2 separate regions of the Homo sapiens genome follow, and region 2 is linked to region 1. Evidence: chromatin loops called from intact Hi-C (ENCODE). Cell type or tissue: heart left ventricle. All regions are shown on one strand. Each heading gives the region's core, and the rest is flanking DNA. Links, peaks and the distances in the headings are about the cores only.

The links. A loop is a pair of places that touch in the nucleus more often than their neighbours do. Peaks named below come from ENCODE experiments on the same cell type or tissue, not always from the same donor. Only the 100,000 strongest peaks of a DNase experiment are listed, where the experiment ranks them.
Region 2: it touches region 1 in a loop (7-fold over the local background); 75 of 110 quality-filtered maps call a loop at or near these places.

The regions. Positions count from the first base shown.
Region 1 is chr1:9,004,782-9,015,430 of GRCh38, forward strand. SLC2A7 (solute carrier family 2 member 7) reads right to left here. Exons shown (of 12, transcript NM_207420.3): 6 at 10,336-10,461; 7 at 9,900-10,087; 8 at 8,744-8,854; 9 at 5,362-5,463; 10 at 2,529-2,604; 11 at 1-98. Among named protein-coding and RNA genes, the nearest start is that of SLC2A7, 16 kb to the right of the region's middle. RefSeq lists enhancers at 1-28, 29-555, 2,976-3,476, 3,477-3,977 and silencers at 268-547, 6,234-6,293. In heart left ventricle, for the core only: a CTCF peak has its summit at 5,421 (motif pointing right); DNase peaks (open chromatin) are centred at 3,099, 5,421 and 6,460; H3K27ac peaks cover 216 bases.
Region 2 is chr1:9,092,783-9,103,431 of GRCh38, forward strand. GPR157 (G protein-coupled receptor 157) reads right to left here. Exons shown (of 4, transcript NM_024980.5): 4 at 7,523-10,649. It also overlaps a transcript of SLC2A5 not described here. Among named protein-coding and RNA genes, the nearest start is that of SLC2A5, 28 kb to the left of the region's middle. In heart left ventricle, for the core only: a CTCF peak has its summit at 8,951 (motif pointing left); a DNase peak (open chromatin) is centred at 8,957.

The DNA.
Region 1 (10,649 bases), core at 1,403-9,402:
GAAGTTGGTGAGCCAGTGCACTGCCCCGTCCACCATGAAAGCTGCCCGCCGGGAGGACTGCAGGAAGATCTCGGTCCTCACCACCGAGGGGACAGGACCTGGAGGGCAGAGCAGGATGGGTGGGGCGGAGAAGGACCCAGGTGTCCCCCAGGGCTGGCGGGACGCGGCCCACTCTAGCCTCTGACCTAGGACCCTCAAGAGTACCAGCTGGGATTGGGGACTGGAAAGGAACCCTGCCTTTACCCACAAAACCAGGGCGTGATCAGAGCAGGAGCTGCAAAGATCCACTTTGCAAAGTCTGGTTGGAGAGCCTGGAATTGAATTTCCATTGCTGCTTCTTCAAGGCCAATGACGCTCCATGAAGGTTTGCAGAAAGTAAATGGATGGGAAGCTTCGTGGGAGCAGCAGGAGTGAGTGGGCTCCAGCTCACAGGCAGCAGAGCTTTCTGAAAGAGCTTCCTTTGCGCTGGCGTCACTCTGACTTGAGACCGCCCGCGCTTGGGAAGTGCCGCCCTCCTATGGCGGATCTGGGTATGGCAGGGCCTGAGGGCTACACCTTCTTGGACAACTGTTTTTCATTATCGCTTCCTTAAGAAGCCTTGTCTAAAATGTCTAAAGCCATTTTTGTTCCCTAATCGCCACTCCCATGAAATTTTAATACTGTGCGTCTGTTTAGGTCCTGCATATATAGATATCTGTAGCTTTACACAAAGAAAGAGGAAGATTCTGTCCCTCCTCCTCCAAGCTTCCCACCCCCGCTTAGGTGGTGAAATGGCCTCATTGAAAAGGTCCGGTCTCACAGATCACTGGAGGTCAGGAGTTCGAGACCGGCCTGGCCAACATGATGAAACCCCATCTCTACTAAAAATATAAAAATTAGTCCGGCATGGTGGCGTGTGCCTGTAGTCCCAGCTACTCAGGAGGCTGAAGCAGGATAATCTGTTGAACTCGGGAGATGGAGGTTGCGCTCCAGCCTGGGCAACAGAGTGAGACTCCAACTCAAAAAAAAAAAAAAAAAAAGAAGGAAAAAAAGAAAAGGACCGATCTCCCTCTCTGGATGGACATGGAGAAGAATTCAAAGCCCCTGAATGAAGCTGGGATGTCAAGTGCAAACTCCTGCAGCCCAGTGACTTGGGGCCCGGGCCCCTTCTCCAGGGCCCTGACCCCAAAGTGGACGCCGGCAGGGATGTCATCTGTCCTGCCTTCCTCCTGTCCACCACAACAACAGCAGCCAATAGTCCTTAGGTCTAAGTTGAATGTCAGATCAGCCCATGCTCTGACCTCGCGTCTGCCGGCACACCTGATCACCCCGTTCTTGGAGAAGCACCATGGCTTGCTCCAGGTGACACACAGGCAGTGGGGGCAGAACGGCTTGGAACCCGGCCAGGTCTACACACACTGGCACTTTTCCTTTGAGGTTCTGCTGCCTCCACGTTTGAGGTACACTGGGAAGGCGTCCTGCTCTAAATCCCCACCCGCTCCCCTTTATTTTTTAGACAGAGTCTTGCTCTCTTGCCCAGCCTGGAGTGCAGTGGTGGATCTTGGCTTACTGCAACCTCTGGGTTCAAGTGATTATCCTGCCTCAGCCTCCCGAGTAGCTGGGACTACAGGCGCCCGCCAACACACCTGGCTAATTTTTGCATTTTTAGTAGAAACGGAGTTTCACCTTGTTGGCTAGGCTGGTCTCGAACTTCTGACCTTAAGTGAACAGCCTGCCTCCCTCCACCTCTCAAAATGTTGGGATTACAGGCATGAGCCACCATGCCAGGCCTAAATCCCACTTCTTAAATACCCTTAAATACAAGTATGTGGTCTCATTCATGTGCCTGACACAGCACAGTGTAAACAGGTATTCCGCCAATGGATGTTGAATGAATTAAATACCTTCATTTTGGTTTATGGACAGTGCTTTCAAAATGAACATTCTTCAGGGAATGTTATTAGAGTCTTCACAGTCAGGGGTGTCTTTTCCCAGGCAGGGAGAAGGAGGTTCAATTCTCAGGACACACTAGGGAAGGAGTCTGGAGTCTCAGAGGCTGCCCAACAGGTGGGCCCAGGTGGAGGCCCGAAGCCACTGGCAACAGGACATTGGGGACAGTGTAATAAGGGACTGTAGCTGGCAGTCAGCGGGGATAGAAGGCAGTTGAGCCTTGGGTGTGCTGTGGGCTTGGAGGCTCAAGTGAGTGTCTGGAGGGTGTGGATGTAAACCAAGGTGCCCCAGGGGTGTCTGACTGGCATAAGCTCCCTCTCTGCAAAAGCTCATGTCCTTGTTGGGTGCCAGACCTGAGTCTGGGCCCCCCTGGGAGCCACAGATGATCAGTGGGGCGCTGGCCTGGCTGGCGCTGGTTGAATGAATGCACATGGCCTGGAGTGCCATCAAGGCTGAGAACTAAGAACGTGTGGGATCTGCGTGAGCACGGGGACCAAGGACGTCCATTCACTCAGCAAATATGTGTCGAGCACTGACTGTGTGTCAGGCCCAGGAATGGACCAGGATGGCCGGGGCGAGGGAGGCGTGCAGGTACTCACTGGGCCCAATGGAATGTCCCGCGATGTAGGCAAAGACACAGATGATGCCGAGGTAGGACAGCTCGGGGACCCTGTTCTGTGGGGAGAGGCAGGGCTGTCTGGGCTGAGGCCAGGAGCCCCACGTGCGGGGGGGTCCACCTGCGGGTCCCACCTTCCTGCCCCAGGGAGGAGCTGCACCTAGATGTCTGGGCACCTCCATGGACCTTGAGGGCTCTGTGGGCAAGAGAGGAAGGCCAGTGAGAACCAGGCCTTGTAGCCTCCCACAGGGCTCCCTCCAGCCTCACCTGATGAGCGTCATGGAGAACGAGGGGCATCTACCTTTGAGTTATTTTCCTGCCAGGTGCCATTCTCTGCACTTTACAAATCACAAATATTAACTCATCTGATCTTTGTGATACTCCTCTGCCCTCTGAGTGACTCTACGATTCTTTCTTTTTTTTTTTTTTTGAGACAGAGTCTCGCTCTGTCGCCCAGGCTGAAGTGCAGTGGCACAGTCTTGGCTCACTGCAGCCTCCGCCTCCCGGGTTCAAGATTCCCCTGCCTCCGCCTCCTGTAGCTGGGACTAGAGGCGTGCGCCACCACGCCCGGCTTATATGATTGTTTCAGTTCCACAATTGTGGAAGCAGAGCACAGAGGGCCCTGAATACAGACCATGAGGAACCTTAGTCCCTCAGGGATCAAGCAGTGGCTGAAGTCACCCAGTCAACATGAGTGAGCTGAGGTCCGGACTTTCTCTACCATTCTCTGGAGACTCCTAGGACCCCCGGACCCGTGGAGCTGGCAGACCACCATCTCTGCTCCCAACTGCCGAGAGAACAGCCAATGCAAAACCGGGTCAACGGACTTCAGCCAAACTAACCGGGTGCCCCCAGATGAACTTCCCAGGGAACCCTGTAGTCACAGTTATGAGACGGCCTCAAGGGACAAGTTGGCAGCAGAGCTGGATGGCGAGGTGGGAGGGGAGGCACTGGGAGCTTCCAAGCAGAGAAGCAACAAGATCTGATTCATTTTCAACAAGAAGAGAAGGCAGGAGGATTGGGGCCATTCAACACTTCAAGCAAAAGCGAGGCTGGCTGGGTTGGTGGGGCCGCCCTGGACCCGGTGTGAAGCGAGCAGCTGCTGCTGCATTTTCAGGCAGAGCCCCTGGTTGGACAGAAGGAGTGAAAGAGCCACCGGGGATGCCCCTAGGTTTCAGAAGTGTCACTGGCGGTGGTCTCTGCAGGTGGCGCTCAGTCGTGCTCACCTCTTTTCACTTCCTAGAATCCCTAAAGGTTCTGCTAAGAACTTATATTGGTTTTTTTTTTTTTTAGACAGAATCTCGCTCTGTCACCCAGGCTGGAGCAGTGCTGTGATCTTGGCTCACTGCAACCTCTGCCTCCTGAGTTCAAGTGATTCTCCTGCCTCAGCCTCCCGAGTAACTGGGATTACAGGCACACGCCACCACACCCGACTAAATTTTGTATTTTTAATAGAGACGGGGTTTCACCACGTGGTCAGGCTGCTCTAGAACTCCTGACCTCAGGTGATCCACCCGCTTTGGCTTCCCAAAGTGCTGGGATTACAGGTGTGAGCCACTGCGTCTGGCTGAGAACTTATACTGGTTTTAAAATTAAAGAAGAAAGTTCTTTCCGAGGGAAACTTTAATTGATTTATGAGCATCACTAACACTGTTCGTCGCCAGGCCTTGCTTTCCCCGCAGGCCCTGGCCTCCTGGTCATTCCCTGAATCCCCCAGCTCTTTCCCACATGGAGCTCTCTGCACTCTCTGGTGGTTAAGGACAAGTCATTGCAGAGAGGGCAGCTTGGAAAAGAAGGAAAAGAGCAAAGATCTTGGCTCTACATGACAGAATGAGCTCCTCACACATTCTTGTACTCATGTGCAATTGCGTTGCTGATATATTTTCCATTTGAAAGGGCTCAGGACAGTGCTGCCGTTCCTGCACAAGCAACAGCAAAGAGGCTGCCTCGGAGACACAGAATGCTGGTTGCTTTTTAGAGATTTTATATCATGACACACCACGTATTTTCATCACTTCCGTAGAACGTGGATAATACATACAGGCTGAGAACACTGCAAATTAAAATGATGTACTTCTTGTTTGGGTGGTCTGCTGTGTTTTAGTCTTACTGAAAAATGATTCGTAGTTTTGTTTTGTTTTTTCTTTTTTGAGACAGGGTCTCACTGTCCCCCAGGCTGGAGTACAATGGTGCGATCATGGCTCACTGCAGCCTTGACCTCCCAGGCTCAGGTGATCCTCCCACCTCAGCTTCCTGAGTAGCTGGGACTACAGGTGCACACCACCACACCCAGAAAACGTTTTGTATTTTTTGTAGAGATGGGGTCTCACCATGTTGTTCAGACTGGTCTTGAGCTCCTGGGCTCAATGGGTCCTCCTGCCTTGGCCTCCCAAAGTGCTAGGATTGCAGGAGTGAGCCACTGTGCTCAGCCTCCTTCTACCTCTCGAATGGGGTGACTTCTGGTCTTTCCTTAACCCACACCTGTTCACCGCCCATAGATGTTTTCTAATGCGGTGGCATCCTTGCATTTACGCATTGAAGCACATATTTTATTGCAAACTGTCCTCCTTGTTTCTCTTTCCCATGACAGCTGGACCATCTATCCGGTTACTTATTTGCATGTGCAGGTGTAGGTAAATGAAGCCATCTGTGACATTCACTTCAGGATGGGGCATTGCAAAGTACTTTTCCAGGCAGGATGCATGCCATCAGTGGGACTCAGAACCAACCACTTGGTGCAGCGGGCCCGGTTCAGTCAGGGGACCTCCCACCCTCCCCATGACTCCCCACCCAGGGGGCAGGAAATGAGGTCAGACCTGGAATAGGAGCACCACCGTCAGCACCAGGCAGGCAGAGCCGCAGATGCCGTAGCCGGCCAGCAGGAGGTGCCGCCGTCCCAGCCGCTCCACAAGGACAGCCTGGAGGGGAAGGGGGACAGTGAGAAGCCGCCTTGGCCTGGCGCCCACGGTTCTTGGGCCGAGCCTCCACTTCCTTTTGTGGGCCCCTCTTAGGTGCCCCTTTCTTTCTTTTGTCTTTCTTTCTTTTTTTTTAAACGGAGTTTTGCTCTTGCTGCCCAGGCTGGAGTGCAGTGGTGCGATCTCAGCTCACTGCAACCTCTGCCTCCCAGGTTCAAGTGATTCTCCTACCTCAGCTCCCAAGTAGCTGGGATTACAGGCACCTGCCACCATGCCCGGCTAAGTTTTGTATTTCTCGTAGAGACGAGGTTTCACCATGTTGGCCAGGCTGGTCTCGAACTCCTGGCCTCAAGTGATCCTCCTGCCTCGGCCTCCCAAAGTGCTGGGATTACAGGCGTGAGCCACCGTGCGTCACCTTTTAGGTGCCCCTTTCTTACCCCTGCTGCCTGCATGTGGGATGCAGGCCGCTGATTTGACATGGGTCAGACATTCATGCTCTTCACCACCACCCTTCCTTGTTCTGGTCATTCATTTCCAGACCTCCTGGATCTTGGCTCCCTGCACCCCTTGCTACCCACTAGAATAACCACATTTTCTAGTTTCTGTGTTTGATGCTTTGACATCTTGGGACCTTTATGGCCCTGGAGGGACTGCCCTTCCCACCCCACTGATAGCAAACAAACCGCTGTCTGGGAGTGAGTGCCTCTTTCATCTGCAAACCAACAATGCAGGCCCACACCCCAGGTCTTCCTTTGCTGAGCTTTCACACGCAAGGCCAGCATCACCTGCCCTAACACCCTGGGGGCCAGGGGCCAGACAGCTGGCACAGCCCCTGTGGTCCCCGACCCTGAGGAAATTATTCACACCAGCTACTCCTAAACCTGCTCGCTCTGCCTCACCCATTCCTTTCTGTGGGAACCACAGTAAAGGTTCATCCTCACACTTCCCCTTCATGCCTCTGCTTCCTGACCAACCCTGGGGCTTCCCCGCAGGCCCGGAATGGCGTGGACCGCACCCTCCTCATGGGATCTGTGAGGAACAAACTGTCTTTCCAGCAGTAGCCACCTCCTGATCTGTTGGCCTCACCATACCTGAATAAGAATAAAACCTACATTTAAAAATAGCCCCTGGGCTGGGCACAGTGGCTCACACCTGTAATCTCAGCGCTTTGGGAGGCCGAGACAGGAGGATTGATTGAGCTCAGGAGTTCGAAACCAGCCGGGTCAACATAGTAAGACCCTGTCTCTATGTTTAAAAAATAAATAAATAAAAAGAATAAGAATAAAAATAGCCCCCTCCTATTCTCTGGGGCTCCACTCGACATTGAGGCCATCTGGAATCTGGGCTCACATCATGCGGGGCCCCTCATCTCTCCACTTTTCCACCTGATGGACTGACCCCTCCACTCAGCCAGCTCCTTCTCCAACAACCAAGCCCAGGCCACACTCCCTGTGATCAGCATTCTTTCGACTTCTTCCTTCCTTTTCTACTTCTTCTTCTTCTTCTTTTTTTTTTTTTTTTTTTTTTTGGTGGAGTCTCACTCTGTCACCCAGGCTGGAGTGCTGTGGTGCAACCGTGGCTCACTGCAACCTCCGCCTCCCGGGTACAAGCAATTCTCCTGCCTCAGTCTCCCGAGTAGCTGGGATTACAGGCATGTGCTATCACGCCCGGCTAATTTTTGTATTTTCAGTACAGATGGGGTTTCACCATGTTGGCCAGGCTGGTCTCGAACTCCTGACGTCAGGTGATCCGCCCGCCTCAACCTCCCAAAGTGCAGGAATTACAGGCATGAGCCACCACACCTGGCTCCTTTTCTACTTCTAATACCATTTCCATTCTACTCCATCCCTAATGGCTGACCAGAGCCGGCCCTGTACAGCCCCTTGACTCATGTTAGCTGACTCATGTCCTCCCAACATCCCAACAGACAGACTATCACTGCCATTCAGGATGGGAGCGAAGTGCACCCCAAAAATCAGGGAAATACTGTCAATTTCCTGCTGTATGCCTGGTTCCCAGATGCTGTTCCTCCAGGGAGAGGGAAAGGGTATTTTTCTGGCTTGGGTTGCTCCAGGTAGGATGATGGTGAAGCAGGTCCTAGTTATGGTCATTTATCCCCAAGGAGGAGGACTCTGAGGATAAAGGATGGATCCTGCCCCAGGGGAAAACTGGGGATGGGGCCACAGAAATCCAGCAGGAGGAAGGGGTTGAGACTTCAGCCTGGGGACCTCTGTCCTCTTCCCTTAATTTTCCTGTCAGCCTCTCCCACTGTTTTCCTTAACTTCTCCCTCCCTGCCCTTCTAAACCTTCTGAGAGTTTACTGGAACTTAAACTAGCTCTGGGGAAAATACAAATAATAGATAACTTTCTTGAAAATGTTTACCATCACTGGCAACTCAAGAAATAGGAATCAAAATAATCAGGAGATAACTTGAAAATGGTCTAGGGAAAGGAATGCCATGATCATCTGACCCTTTTTCATGCAACATATATATCAAAGCGTAAGTAGCTCAGACTTTAAATACTAAACTCTGAAATCATGAAACTGCACCAACAAAAAGGGGTACCTGCATTTGAATACCATGTATTGCAGTCACCATAATGATTTTTACAAAGGAAGAAACTTGGATCTGAAGGTTTTTCTTTGTTGTTGTTGTTGTTTTTGAGACAGAGTCTCACTCTTGTCACCCAGGCTGGAGTGCAGTGGTGCCATCTCCCTGCTCACTGCAATCTCCACCTCCCAAGTTCAAGTGATTCTCCTGACTCGGCCTCCCAAGTAGCTGACATTACAGGTACCCACCACCATGCCCAGCTCATTTTTGTATTTTTTAATAGAGATGGGGTTTCACCATGTTGACCAGGCTGGTCTCAAACTCCTGACCTCAAGTCATCCACCTGCCTCAGTCTCCCAAAGTGCTGGGATTACAAGTGTGTGCCACCACACCTGGCTAATTTTTTTGTATTTTTAGTAGAGACTGGGTTTCATCATGTTGGCCAGGCTGGTCTCAAACTCCCTGACCTCAAGTGATCTGCTCGCCTTGGCCTTCCGAAGTGCTGGGATTACAAGTGTGAGCCGCCGCGCCCGGCCGGCTCTGAAGGAATTTTGAGTTTTCTGGTCAAAGTCATGCAGGTAGTTAGTATGTGTGCATCCTAAAGTCCATGTCCCTTAAATGACCCCAGGACCAGGGCCACCAGCACTCAGTTCACTCTGTGGGGCTCCTGTCTGCCTGGCGGCACCTGGCCAGAGACCCTCCAGCAGGAAGGATGCCTCCTGCTCACTCACCGAGGTGATGGTCATCACTATGTTGACGACGCCAGAGCCCACCGTTACATATTGGGAGTGAGCGGCCTCCACGCCCGCAGATGTGTAGATGGTGTCCGCATAGTAGTTGATCTAAACAAAAACACAGGGCTGTCAGGACAGGCCGGAAGACCCAGGACGCTGGCTTAACTTTCTCAACTCAAGCCACACACAGTTCTGCAAGCCTGGGTTGGGGACCCTGGGACAGGAAGAGGGTAGCAGGTGGTGGGAAAAAGAGGCCTGACCTGGAGTCGGGACACCAGGGTGGAGCCCGGCGCTGCCCTGGAATCCAGGGTCGCAGCTCCTCCCTCTCTGGGCCTCAGGTTTGGCGTCTATAAAATGGAAGTCAGACCATACGACCTCCAAGAGCACTTTTCCCTCCATCATTCAGTTACTCTAAGAGCTCAGATCCCAAAGAATGACTTCTTACCTCTCACTCTGGGCCAAGCCAACCGCAAGTTGAGTCTGTCTTCTGGCCCCATGCCAAGGACATTGGCACAAACAGCCCTTTGAAAGGCCACGTGTGCTATTCCACATCTGGTGGCTCCCACCTGGGCCATCTACCCTCCCACGATCACTGGTTAAACATCCATGAATCCCTGAGGCCAAGGCCACCTCTTCCCGACACGCCACTGGAGCAACTGGGTCACCCACCCAATCTCCAGTGTTTTAGCTTCTGTCAGATCTCCACCCTTCCCTCACACCATGGTTAGATACAGTTACAGCCAAAGAGCCACGGTCGCAGAAAGCGATGCCACAAACATCACAGACAAGTGGGCCCAAGATGGGCTCCTGACACAGGCTGGGCCTACCAACCCAGGCCTGGTGACCTGAGCTTGGACCCAGGAGACCTCAGCTCATCTCAGTCTAGCTGGTCTCTTGTATAGAAGGGAAAGGACTATTGGCAGGAGGCATTCCTTCTGGGGACTGGGAAACAGAGAAAAATGAAGCTGGCATGTGGGGAGAGGCAGAGCACGGAGGCAGAGAGGAGTGAGGTTTCTTCCTGACATCTGGCTCTGCCTGGACTGATCCTGGCCCCACTGCCAGGCCAGGCCTCTGTGGGTGGAACTGTGTGTTGCTATCCATGAAGCCTGGGTCTGCTTCATCTGTCTCCCTGCCTGGCCACCGTCCCACATACCGCATTGATGCCCGACAGCTGCTGGCCGGCCATGAGCACGATGATGGAGAGGAGCTGCCAGCGCAGGGACCGCAGGGCACAGAGGTGCAGCACAGACAGGTGGCCCTCGGCGCGCTCGGCCCGGGCCTCCGCACGCATGTCCTCCAGCTCGGCCTCCATGTCCGTGTGGCCTCTCAGCCTCCTCAGAGCTGCGGAAAGCAGAACCACCCGCTCAGAGGGCCGTCTCCCTGCAGGCTGGGCCCCAAGCCCCCATGCTGGCCCTGAGCTCACCATTCCCTGACCTGACCTTGGTTGTGCCCCAGTTGCCACCCCCCCACCCCGTTCAGCTCCCAGCTCTCACCCCTGACCCATGGCGACCCTGACTGTGGCCCTGACCGTGTCTCTGCCTGGCCCCCGGGGTGGGCAGGGCCTGGGAGAGTAGCCGGCGACTTCATACCTTGTCGCGCTGTGGCTTCATCTCCTTTCTGAATCAGGGAGTAGCGGGGGCTTTCGGGGAAGAAGGGCAGGGTCAGCAGCTGCAGCAGGGCGGGCACCCCTGTGAGCGCCAGAAGCACCGGCCAGCCTGCAAGGAGCCAAGGACTCAGGATCCCGGGGCCTGGGCACCCCCTGGCCCACCTACCACTGTGCTCGGAAGGTCACGCTCCTATGTGTGAACCAAGGACTGTGGGGACTTCATTCTCACCAGGGTACTCCTACAAATGGTTTCCACATTCAAAACGGAGGGAATCATGAGAGTTATACAAATTTACA
Region 2 (10,649 bases), core at 2,650-10,649, 89 kb after region 1:
TTGCAGGAGCCCTACAAATCACCTGGAAGCTATGCATCCCCTATCAACCTCAGTCTTCAGGAAAGGTTGAGAAAATGAACGGCATTTTAAAAAACACCCTCACCAGGTACTCACTCCAGACACATAAAGACTGGGTTACCCTTTTGCCTTTAGCCCTTCCAAAAATTTGGGCGCTCCCACGTAAGCCTCTAATGCTCAGACCCTTTGTACTCATGTATAGGAGACCACTCGCCCCTTTTGCTGCACCTCAGGGTCAAGCCCCACCTCTACAAACCCCTCTCGTTTCCCCTCTTCTGCATACCATCCGCCATTTCATTTGGGAATACGCCGACAAATACTTGCCACAACCCATCGCCAACTCCTTTAATCCCTTCCTACAGCCAGGAGACTGGGTTCTAGTAAAAGATCTCAGCCCTACCCCCAATCCCCACCTCACACCTAAATGGAAGGGACCTTACCAGATCATCGTTACTACACCCACAGCAGCAAAACTCCAGGGACTCCCCAGCTGGTTTCATCATTTTTCTCTCAAGAAAACAGACTTCCCTTCACCACATACCCAAACAACCAAATCTAAAACCCCTTCAGCCTTCTGTTACATCTCCACAGGACCAACTTCCCTTCGCCTCACCCAAATCCTGGAGGAAAAGGAGGAGGAGTGCACATAAGCCGCTTATGTCTCTTTGTCTCCCAAACTTTCATCACTTCCTAACCAACCTTACTACAGACCATCAGTGGTATGCTTATGAAACTCCCACTGTACATCCTGATCAGCTCCTCACTATTCTATGGGACCTATGGCTTCAAGGAGCTTTCCAGGACTTTACTCTTACCCAAATAACTTTTTTCTCTTTTTGCTTGTTTCTTTCAATATAAATTCCCTAATCACATCAACCTCACCAATACAACCACTCCTTACTGCTCAAACTAGAACGCTCTATAAACCTTACACAATCTCTCTTGTGGCAAGCTAACTGTTCCTTTTTTTCGGAGACCTGGATGTGCTTACCGCTGTCTTCCTCAGCTTACACAGCCCTTCCTGCACCCCTTCATGACCTTTTAACAGGAAACATAACCCTAATCTATCAACTCCAAAAAGGAGCTTCGTTTTTGGAAAAAGCTGACATGCTGGTCGGCAATTATCCCATTTCCAGGGCAGATCAGGCCAACAAATTATTTCAAACCGATTACAACTCCCTAGAACACCTTAAGCCCCAAGGCCCTCCCATTGAAGGGCCCATAACTAAACACACGCCCCTTTTACAACAAGCCTCAATTTGCTTTTCAGCCTCTGGGGGAAGTTTCCCTGTAGGGTTCTTAACTTCTAACTAATGCAGCCACACTATCATTGTTAAGCACCCCTCTGACCATCACACTCACCCGGTTGACTACCAAGTATTGCCTGAAGCGAACGGAGCATTCCTGCAACGGCTCCTTTTACTGCCCCTCCCCCTGGCCTAACCTCTGCTTCCCCTAGTGCCCACATTTTTCCGTGGCTCAGTATCAGTGGCGCAACATCTGACCACATTAGATGTGTAAAAAAAACTCCTCCAGATGGGCACGGTGGCTCACGCCTGTATTCCCAGCACTTTGGGAGGCTGAGGTGGGCGGATCACCTGAGATTGGGAGTTCAAGACCAGTCTGACCAACATGGAGAAACCCCGTCTCTACTAAAATACAAAATTAGCCGGGCGTGATGGCATGTGCCTGTAATCCCAGCTACTCTGGAGGCTGAGACAGGAGAATCGCTTGAACCCAGGAGGCAGAGGTTGCGGTGAGCCGAGATCGCGCCATTGCCCTCCAGTCTGGGCAACAAGAGGGAAACTCTGTCTGAAAAAACAAAAAACCCTCCTCCTATACTCCTCCTATATCTCTACTATAGTAGGTGTGTCTCCTTGGCCTCCTCCTTGTCCACCTGGAGTAATGAACCACAGGAAAGGAAAAATATCCCATCTTTAATTCACTTATTTTCTTTCCATATCTCTGCCTATATTTACGACAAAGCCTTATTCTTTTTGTGTGGCACCAACACATATCTTTTTCTCCCCACCAACTGGACTGGAACCTGTACCCTAGTTTTTCTGTCTCCCACCATTGGCTTAGTTCCTCCTAATCAGCCTTTATCCATCCCATCCGTCCAGTATGTTAGAAAAAGGAGGGCCATCCAAGTCATTCCTTTAATGGCCACCTTAGGTATAACCTCTGGGACTGGGTTGGGAGCAGGAGGATTACCCACCTCCTTAACATACTTTAAAGCTCTGTCAACAGACCTGCAGGATTCATTAGAAGATATGGCCCAAAGCCTTATATGAGTCCAAGACCAATTAGACTCCTTGGCTGAAGTAGTCCTCCAAAATAGACAAGGGCTAAATCTTATAACGGCTGAAAACTGGAGCCTCTGCCTCTCACTGGGTGAAGAATGTTGCTTCTGTCTCAACCAATAGGGCCTAGTAAGAGATGCTGCTAAAAAAACTTAAAGAAAGGACTAAAAAGCTAAGAGAATACCAAGACAACCAAGTAAATTCTTGGTTTAAACACAAAATCCTAACATGGGTCATCCCATTCCTGGGCCCTCTCCTAATAATATGCCTAGGACTAATGTTCTTACCCTGCTTAATGAACCATTTTCAAAGCTTTTTAACCAACAGGATCATGGCCATCTGACAACCAACTACCCAAAAACATCTACAATGGAGTTACTCCTGTAATTAATCCGAAACCAAAGAACTCTCCGCCCTCTGCCCCCCAGCCCTCAGCAGGAAGTAGCCAGAAAGAACACGCCGCCCCTCATCCTTTTTATAACTATAGGGACTGGATTGACAGAGCAGGAACATTGCCATCTTGAACAAACACCGCCATCCTACGTTCCCGTTGATGGATGAAAAACCGCCTAAATCCAGCCCCAGAACATCAGCCTAATGGCCAATATTAGCATAACTGGAAACATTCCAATGCTAAGATAAACCCCTCTCTGACCAGAAACATGCCAACCCCAAGACAGCCTCCCCTCTGACCAGAGACATTCTAACCCCGCAATAAATTTTCCCTCACATAGAAACATTCTGAACCTACAATAAGCTCACCCACCTTCCAAAAAACCCTTAAATATCCTTAGTCTGTCAGAGAGAAGGGCTCTCTGACCTAACTCAGCCGGAAGCCCCTCTCAGGTTTGTTTTCTCTAAAATAAACCTGTCCTTAACTGTCAAGCCACATTTTGTGTTTCTTTCTTGTTTCTTTAAGTCTTACAGTGCTGAGTCCTCCTCTGGGTGGGGCCACAGGATGGGTTGAGTCATGAGTCCAGGTAGAGTTAGCCATCATCAGAAATACAAGTCTGAGACATCTCAAAAAGCAAATCTTAGGTTCTACAATAGTGATGTTACTTACGGGAGTAATTGGGGAGGTTATAAGTCTTGTGACCTCTGGAACAATGGCTGGTAGTCATTTACCTATGCCTACATCTTAGCAGAATTCAGGCCCCTCTCATAATCCTAACCTTGTGGACTTTCATTAGTTTTACAAAGGTGGTTTAGTTTTGAGAAGGGCTATTATCATCCTTGCTTTAAGGTTAAACTCTAAACTAAATTTCTCCCAAAGTTAGCTTGGCCCATACTCAGGAATGACCAAGGACAGCCTGGAGCTTAGAAGCAAGACAGAATCAACAATGTTGGATTTCTCTCACTGTCATAATTTTTGCAAAGGCAGCTTTAGAAGCATTAGATTTCATTTAAGCCTCAATATCACCCCATTTTAGATGAACCTGTGGCTGAGTGAGGTCAACATTTTCTCAGAGTAATACAAGGATAAATAATGGGCCAGGTACAGCAGCTCATGCCTGTAATCCTAGCACTTTGGGAGGCTGAGGCAGGTGGATCACCTGAGGTCAGGAGTTCAAGACCAGCCTGGCCAACATGGCAAAACCCCATCTCTACTAAAAATACAAAAATTAGCTGGGCATGGTAGCATGTGCCTGTAGTCTCAGTTACATGGAAGGCTGGGGCAGGAGAATCGCTTGAACCCAGAAGGTGAAGGTTGCAGTAGGCCAAGATCACACCATTGCACTCCATCCTGGGCAACAGAGCAAGACTCCGTCTCCAAAAAAAATAATAATAATAAATAAATAAAAGATGGAGTCCACTTCTCGGCCTTGTGGCCAAGATCAAGTATAATAAACAATGGAGCCATAGTTGGAACTCAGTCTCTCTCTTTCCAGAGCCTCGTCGTTCACAAACCTGGTCGTCGGGACCCACCTGCTTCTCGTTTCCTTGGAGAATCAAAGCCATCCCCTCAGCTTGTCTACTGTAAGATGACTTGATAAACACACGGCTGCCTTCATCAATATCACTTCACTATGCCCAGGAGATTCTTGTCCTGCAAGACAACTGCTGCAAATAACTTTATGGTTCACTCCAGGAACTTCCTGGAAAGATTCATCAGCTCTTCAATAGAAAGCATCCAATGATAGCTTAGACTCAAAACTCATTCAACTAGCCACCAGCAAATCCTCATCATGCTGTGCTCACATGTGTGAAAGGATTACATCACGACTTGCTAATCCCAAGAAGGCTGAAAGACTCATCTGAAACTATATGTTTTGATCTTCAAAAATATGGACTAGGCGTGGTGGTTCACGCCTGTAATCCCAGCATTTTGGGAGGCAGAGGCAGGTGGATCACAAGGTCAGGAGTTCAAGACCAGCCTGGCCAACATGGCTAAACCCTGTCTCTACTAAAAATACAAAAATTAAATTAGCCAGGTGTGGTGGCGCATGCCTGTACTCCCAGCTGCTAGGGAGGCTGAGGCAGGAGAATTGCTTGAACCTGGGAGTTGGAGATCGCGATGAGCCGAGATCGTGCCACTGTACTCCAGCCTGGGTGACAGAGCAAGACTCCGTCTCAAAAAAAAAAAAAAAAAAAAAGAATAAATACCCCAATGTTGTTCTCTCCTACTCTGAGACCCTGCTAGTGAAACTGCCACTGCAAAATTATGACTGAGACGGTGAAAGAGATCTGACCTAACCAACTCCATCTTCCTTCTGACCTCCAAGCTGTTCTTGTTCATTCCTGGGCATGGGCTGAACTAATCTGGGGAGGAACTTAGTTTATAGTTTAGAAAAAAGAAGATAGCAGCCCTTTTCTCAAGGTAGATCCCCTTCTTGTTAGCCAAAAGATTAGAAAGTATGGTTTAGCAGTCATGCAGCTGAGGATTCAAGATTCTGACCCTCCCCAAATTGCTCCTAGGCATAACATCACTATTGTAAAACCTAAGGTCAGTGCCTGAGATATTTTGCAGGCCCTGCACTTGATGGATCAGCTGGCACCAAATCGATAAACTGGCCCATCTCATCTTGTGGCCCTCACCCAGGAACTGACTCAGCACAAGAGGACAGCTTCAACTCCCTATGATTTAATCTCTGACCCAGCCAATCAGCACTCCCGACTCACTGGCCCCTCCCCACCCACCAAATTATCTTTAAAAACTCGATCCCCAAATGCTCTGGGAGACCGATTGGAATAATAATAAAACTCTGGTCTCCCACACAGCTGGCTCTGTGTGAATCGCTCTTTCTCTGTTGCAATTCCCCTGTCTTGATAAATCGGCTCTGTCTAGGCAGCGGGCAAGGTGAACCCACTGGGCGGTTACACTAGGGCCCTGCAATAGGAGTGCCTTTCACTTCCCTGGTAAGCACCAGCTTTGTCCTGTGTACAGGCAGTGCCAACTCCATGGGCCTGTGACCCGTGCAGTTTCCAGGATCCTGCCCGCAGAAGGGCAACTTCATATCTGGCCTGGCACAGGGTAAGCACTCAGGAAACGCCAGCTATTAGCTAGTGACAACGTCCTGACCCCACCACATCTGGCAAATCCTTTTCCTCGTGGAGCCTGGATTCTGGACTCTCCTCCCACAGGTGAGTAATTGTTACTAGACACGCATGCTTCATTCAGAAAGTGGTCCACCTTGCCCCCAAAGCTTCCCCTGCTGGAGCTTTTCCTATGTGCAAGGCCTAAGCCTCAGCTGCATGCTGGGCTGACCCTTGGATACAGCCTGACTCTGTGCCAGGAGCCTGGCAGGCTCTGGGGAAAATGCCTGGTAGAGTGGTCCCTGGAACGTATGGTTTCTGCAGAGACTGTGGCATCCCAAAGACCCGCTTAGAAGTCTATGGGAGCAGAAGGAGGTGACCCTGTGGGGTGTGAGCTGCATATAGGCAGAAGCAGGAGGTCAGGCAAGAGGGAACGGTGTGGAGTGGTGTGGAGCAGTGTGGAACACGGAGCCTGGATTCTGAATGCATGCTGCATTTGCTGGGGTGAGGAAGGCGAAGAGAACTCCGGAGAAGAGGTCAGGGAAGAGGTGAAAAAAGGTCACTGAGGGGAGACAGATGGAAAGGGAAAGGCGCATGGCAGTTGATGAGTGGAGGGTCACAGGAGAGGGCCTCAAGGGGATGCTTCCATTTTCTCCCAGGTAAGCACATAGCATCAAGTTTAGAGATGCAAAGACAAAGGCAGGAGAGAATAGTTAACAAACCTCAGGGTGGTCGCGTCGAAGTAGCAGGACCAGGCCTGCTATTTTAATATTACTTAAGTTTGTGTATGTTGTACCTTAATAACCAAATTCAAGATGCCACTTCTAGGGGCTATTCAATGCAGTTTGTGTTGTTGTTTTGTTTGTTTTTTGAGACTTGCTCTGTCACCCAGGCTGGAGTGCAGTGACGTGATCTCGGCTCACTTCGATCTCTGCCTCCCGGGTTCAAGCCATTCTCCTCAATGCAGTTTTAACTGCACAAAATCCAGACAGTGGAAGAAAGTTTAGGAGCTTTTGGCAGCAAAATTCCCAAGGCGGAGCAGTTTCAAGAAAACTATGACCGGAGGTGGGGCTGCATGGCCAGTGCAGATCTGCAAGTCACGCAGCAAGGCAGCCAGCTCCAGTAGATGCGTTTGGAAGGCTGCTCCCTTCCAAGAAGAGACCCTGTGTCCCAGCAGTCCCTGACCACCAGGAGGCCTGCAGATGCAGCTGCGGCGGGTCACCCTGTGTGTGATACAACCATGCATGAAGGGTGAAGGGGTCAGCAGCTCAGCCCTGGAGCATCTCTCTTAATCAAGTTCAGCCCCAAGTCATGGGTGCTTGGAACTTGGACCTGTTGACCCTCATCGGCTCTATCTAGGCAGCAGGCAAGGTGAACCCACTGGGCGGTTACACTAGGGTCCTGCTATAGGAGTGCCTTTCATTCCCCTGGTAAGCACCAACTTTGTGGACAAAGCCCAGGAATCTGTATTCTAAAACCCTCTCCCTATCTCTCCACCCCCATGATCTTTATTAGGTCAACTCAGGGGAAGCTGGCTATGCCAACAGGGCGGCTGCCTCTTTAGCTAATTTGCCAAGAGAGAAGGGCAGAGCTGTCTTCTCCAGGTCTCAGCCTCATGGTAGGCTCTGGAACCACAGCAACACAGGCCAATGCGAGCCACCTGTCCTGCAACCGCCCCCTCCCCACCCTGCACAACACATCAGGAGGCAATCACTTTACCAAACACATAGGAGAAAAATAATTTATTTATTTAATTTAAAACAGCAAGACTTCAGCTTCCACCCAGTCAGGGCTTGCATTACAATTTTGCAGGTGCAAAAACTCACACTTTTGATGCCACAACTAGAAGTTTGTAAAAACTATTTTTCTTGTCGTGGACACGTGAAGAGTTCTGTTTGCACCCTCAGCCTGGGCCAAATAATCATCTTTATTTAAAAACAAAACAGAACAAACAAACCAAAAAACCCTCAAAAGCACAAAGAGGCAGAAAGCGGCTGGTAAACCTGGTTAAAAGACCAAAGTTCAGAAAGTGCATGGGAGAGGGACGCTGAGCTGCGGACACCGTTCCGGCTGCAGTACGTGTTATGGCTGAGGTTACACTTGGGTGACTCAGGGATGCAGGCAGATGAACATTAACCACACTAACAGAGGAGAAAGAAGCCCACTGGGGCTGTGCAAAGTGTCCAAGGAGCACAGCCCCTTTTGCCCTGATCAGATGTAACAGCCCCTCGCTTGAGATCTGACTGGGCAACATGGCAAAACCTTGTCTCTACAAAAAGTCAAAATTTAGCCAGGCCTGTGGTCCCAGCTTCTCAGGGAGCTGAGGTGGGAGGATCGCTTGAGCCTGGGAGGTGGAGGCTGCAGTGAGCCATGATTGCATCACTGCACTCCAGACTGGGTATGATGCTCCAGACAGCAAAACCCTGCCTCACAAAAATAAATAAACTAAAAAGAAGTAACAGCCCCTCCTGGACTTGTTTTATTTTTTGAGATGGAGTCTTGCTCTGTCACCCAGGCTGGAGTGCAGTGGTGCAGTCTCGGCTCACTGCAACCTCTGCCTTCTGGGTTCAAGCAATTCTCCTGCCTCAGCCTCCTGAGTAGCTGGCACTACAGGCACACGAAACCACATCCAACTATTTTTTTTTTTTTTGTATATTTAGTAGAAACAGGGTTTCACCATGTTGGCCAGGCTGGTCTCAAACTCCTGACCTCAGGTGATCTGCCCACCTTGGTCTCCCAAAGTGCTGGGATTACAGGCGTGAGCCACTGCGCCTGGCCCCCTCCTGGACTTTTAGGATGTGACTTCCTTCCCATCCAGCCTTTCTGTCTGAGCACTACCCACCCAGCTAGACTGACTTGGTAACTGGATCTAAGAAGGAGGCGATATTGCTGTTTTCGAGGTCGATGGGCCAGGGGCCTGGGCTAAGGCACTTAGACAAGCCCCTGCCCTGCCCACCTGGTCACCACCATTCACAGTGATCACTCATCTGTGGCAAGAGGTGGGCAGCGGAGGAAGCTGACTAGAGATACCTGATGTATAACTTTTTGGAGGTTTTTACAAAAGCAGATACAGTGGCCAGTGGCATCAAAGAAATGGAATGAGAACTTGAGCCCAGGCACCCGGAGCAGGTATTTTCTGAGCCCTCAGCTCCCTCTACAGGCCTTTCCTGACCACAGCCAGTCCATCTGGGGAGCCATGTCTCAGCTCTGGCTTGGGTACAGCAGGGAGGGCTCCAGAGGCCCCTGCTGAGCAGGGTTGATCCTAACACTATTCCTCTGTGGCCTATATTGTCTTTTCTCTTTTACCTGTTAATCATGTTCTCTTTTGCAGCAAGCAAATTCCTGAATTTTCGCTCCCTTCTAGAAGCTCAAGTGAGGGTCTTTACCAGAGACATACCCAGAGATTTGCTGTAACGTCTTCAGGGGAATCCAGAATTCACTTACAGAGGCTATTTCTGCCAAGTGGCTTTCCCTGGAGCAGCCCAGAGCTCTCTTTCAATCCTAAGGGGATGTCTGTCTCACTAATTTCCATCAAGAAATCTGTTTTCTTGGACAGGCACAGTGGCTCATGCCTGCAATCGAAGCATTTTGGGAGGCTGAGGTGGGTGGATCACCTGAGGTCAGGAGTTCGAGACCAGCCTGGCCAACATGGTGAAAACCCGTCTCTACTGAAAATACAAAAAATTAGCCGAGCATGGTGGCGCATGCCTGTAATCCCAGCAGCTTGGGATTGGGAAGCAGGAGAATCGCTTGAACCTGGGAGGCGGTGGTTGCAGTGAGTCAAAATTGCACCACTGCACTCCAGCCTGGGCAATAGAGTGAGACTCCATCTCAAAAAAAAAAAAAAAAAAAAAGAAAGCGACAAAAAGAAATCCATTTTCACAGGAAACCAAAAATGAGCATTTTGGACTCAGTCTGCTAAATGATTATTCCTTTCCTGATACAGATTTTGGTTTTGAGAGTCAAACAGGGATCGGCAGCACAGCGTGACTTCGGTTTTGATTCAGAACCATTTTACTAGGCTCAGAAAATCATGCTTTGTCGAGTTCTGATGGATTCCAAGGGAAATCACCTATCAGGTAAAGCTGTACTTTCTCTCACCAAGACCCTGGAGGTAGCATTTCCACTTCCATTCTTTGCCGATGGCTCCTGTGACTGAACACAGAAGCTGTTTTCTGAAATAAGACGAAAGCGTTTGTGGAAGACCCACAGAATAAAAATAGAGATACAGGTGCTTACTTTCAATTCTTTTCTTTTAAATGTAAATAATCGCTCCATGCTCCATGCCGCCACTTACCTCAGCTGAATACAAAACAGCTGAATCCTTTTGAATCCTTTGTTTTTTTCTTTTTTTGAGACAGGGTCCTGCTGTTGCCCAGGCTGGAGTGGCAGTGGTGCCATCCCAGTTCAATGAAGCCTCAAATCCCTGGGCTCAAGGGATCCTCCCGTCTCAGCCTCCTGAGTAGTAGGGACTACAGGCACGCACCACCACATCAGCTCCGGGCGACAGAATGAGGCTCCTTTTTTAAAAAAAAAAAAAAAAAAAAACTGACTCTGAAGCTTAAAACCTTCACCTTTAGGAAGAAATCGTATTTGTTTGTTTGAGACCGAGTTTCACTCTTGTTGCCCAGGCTGGAGTGCAATGGTGTGGTCTTGGCTCACCGCAACCTCCGCCTCCCAGGTTCAAGAGATTCTCCTGCCTCAGCCTCCCAAAGACCTGGGATTACAGACGTGCATCACCATGCCTGGCTAATTTTTGTATTTTTAGTAGAGACAGGGTTTCACCATGTTGGCCAGGCTGGTCTTGAACTCCTGACCTCAGGTGATCTGCCTGCCTTGGCCTCCCAAAGTGCT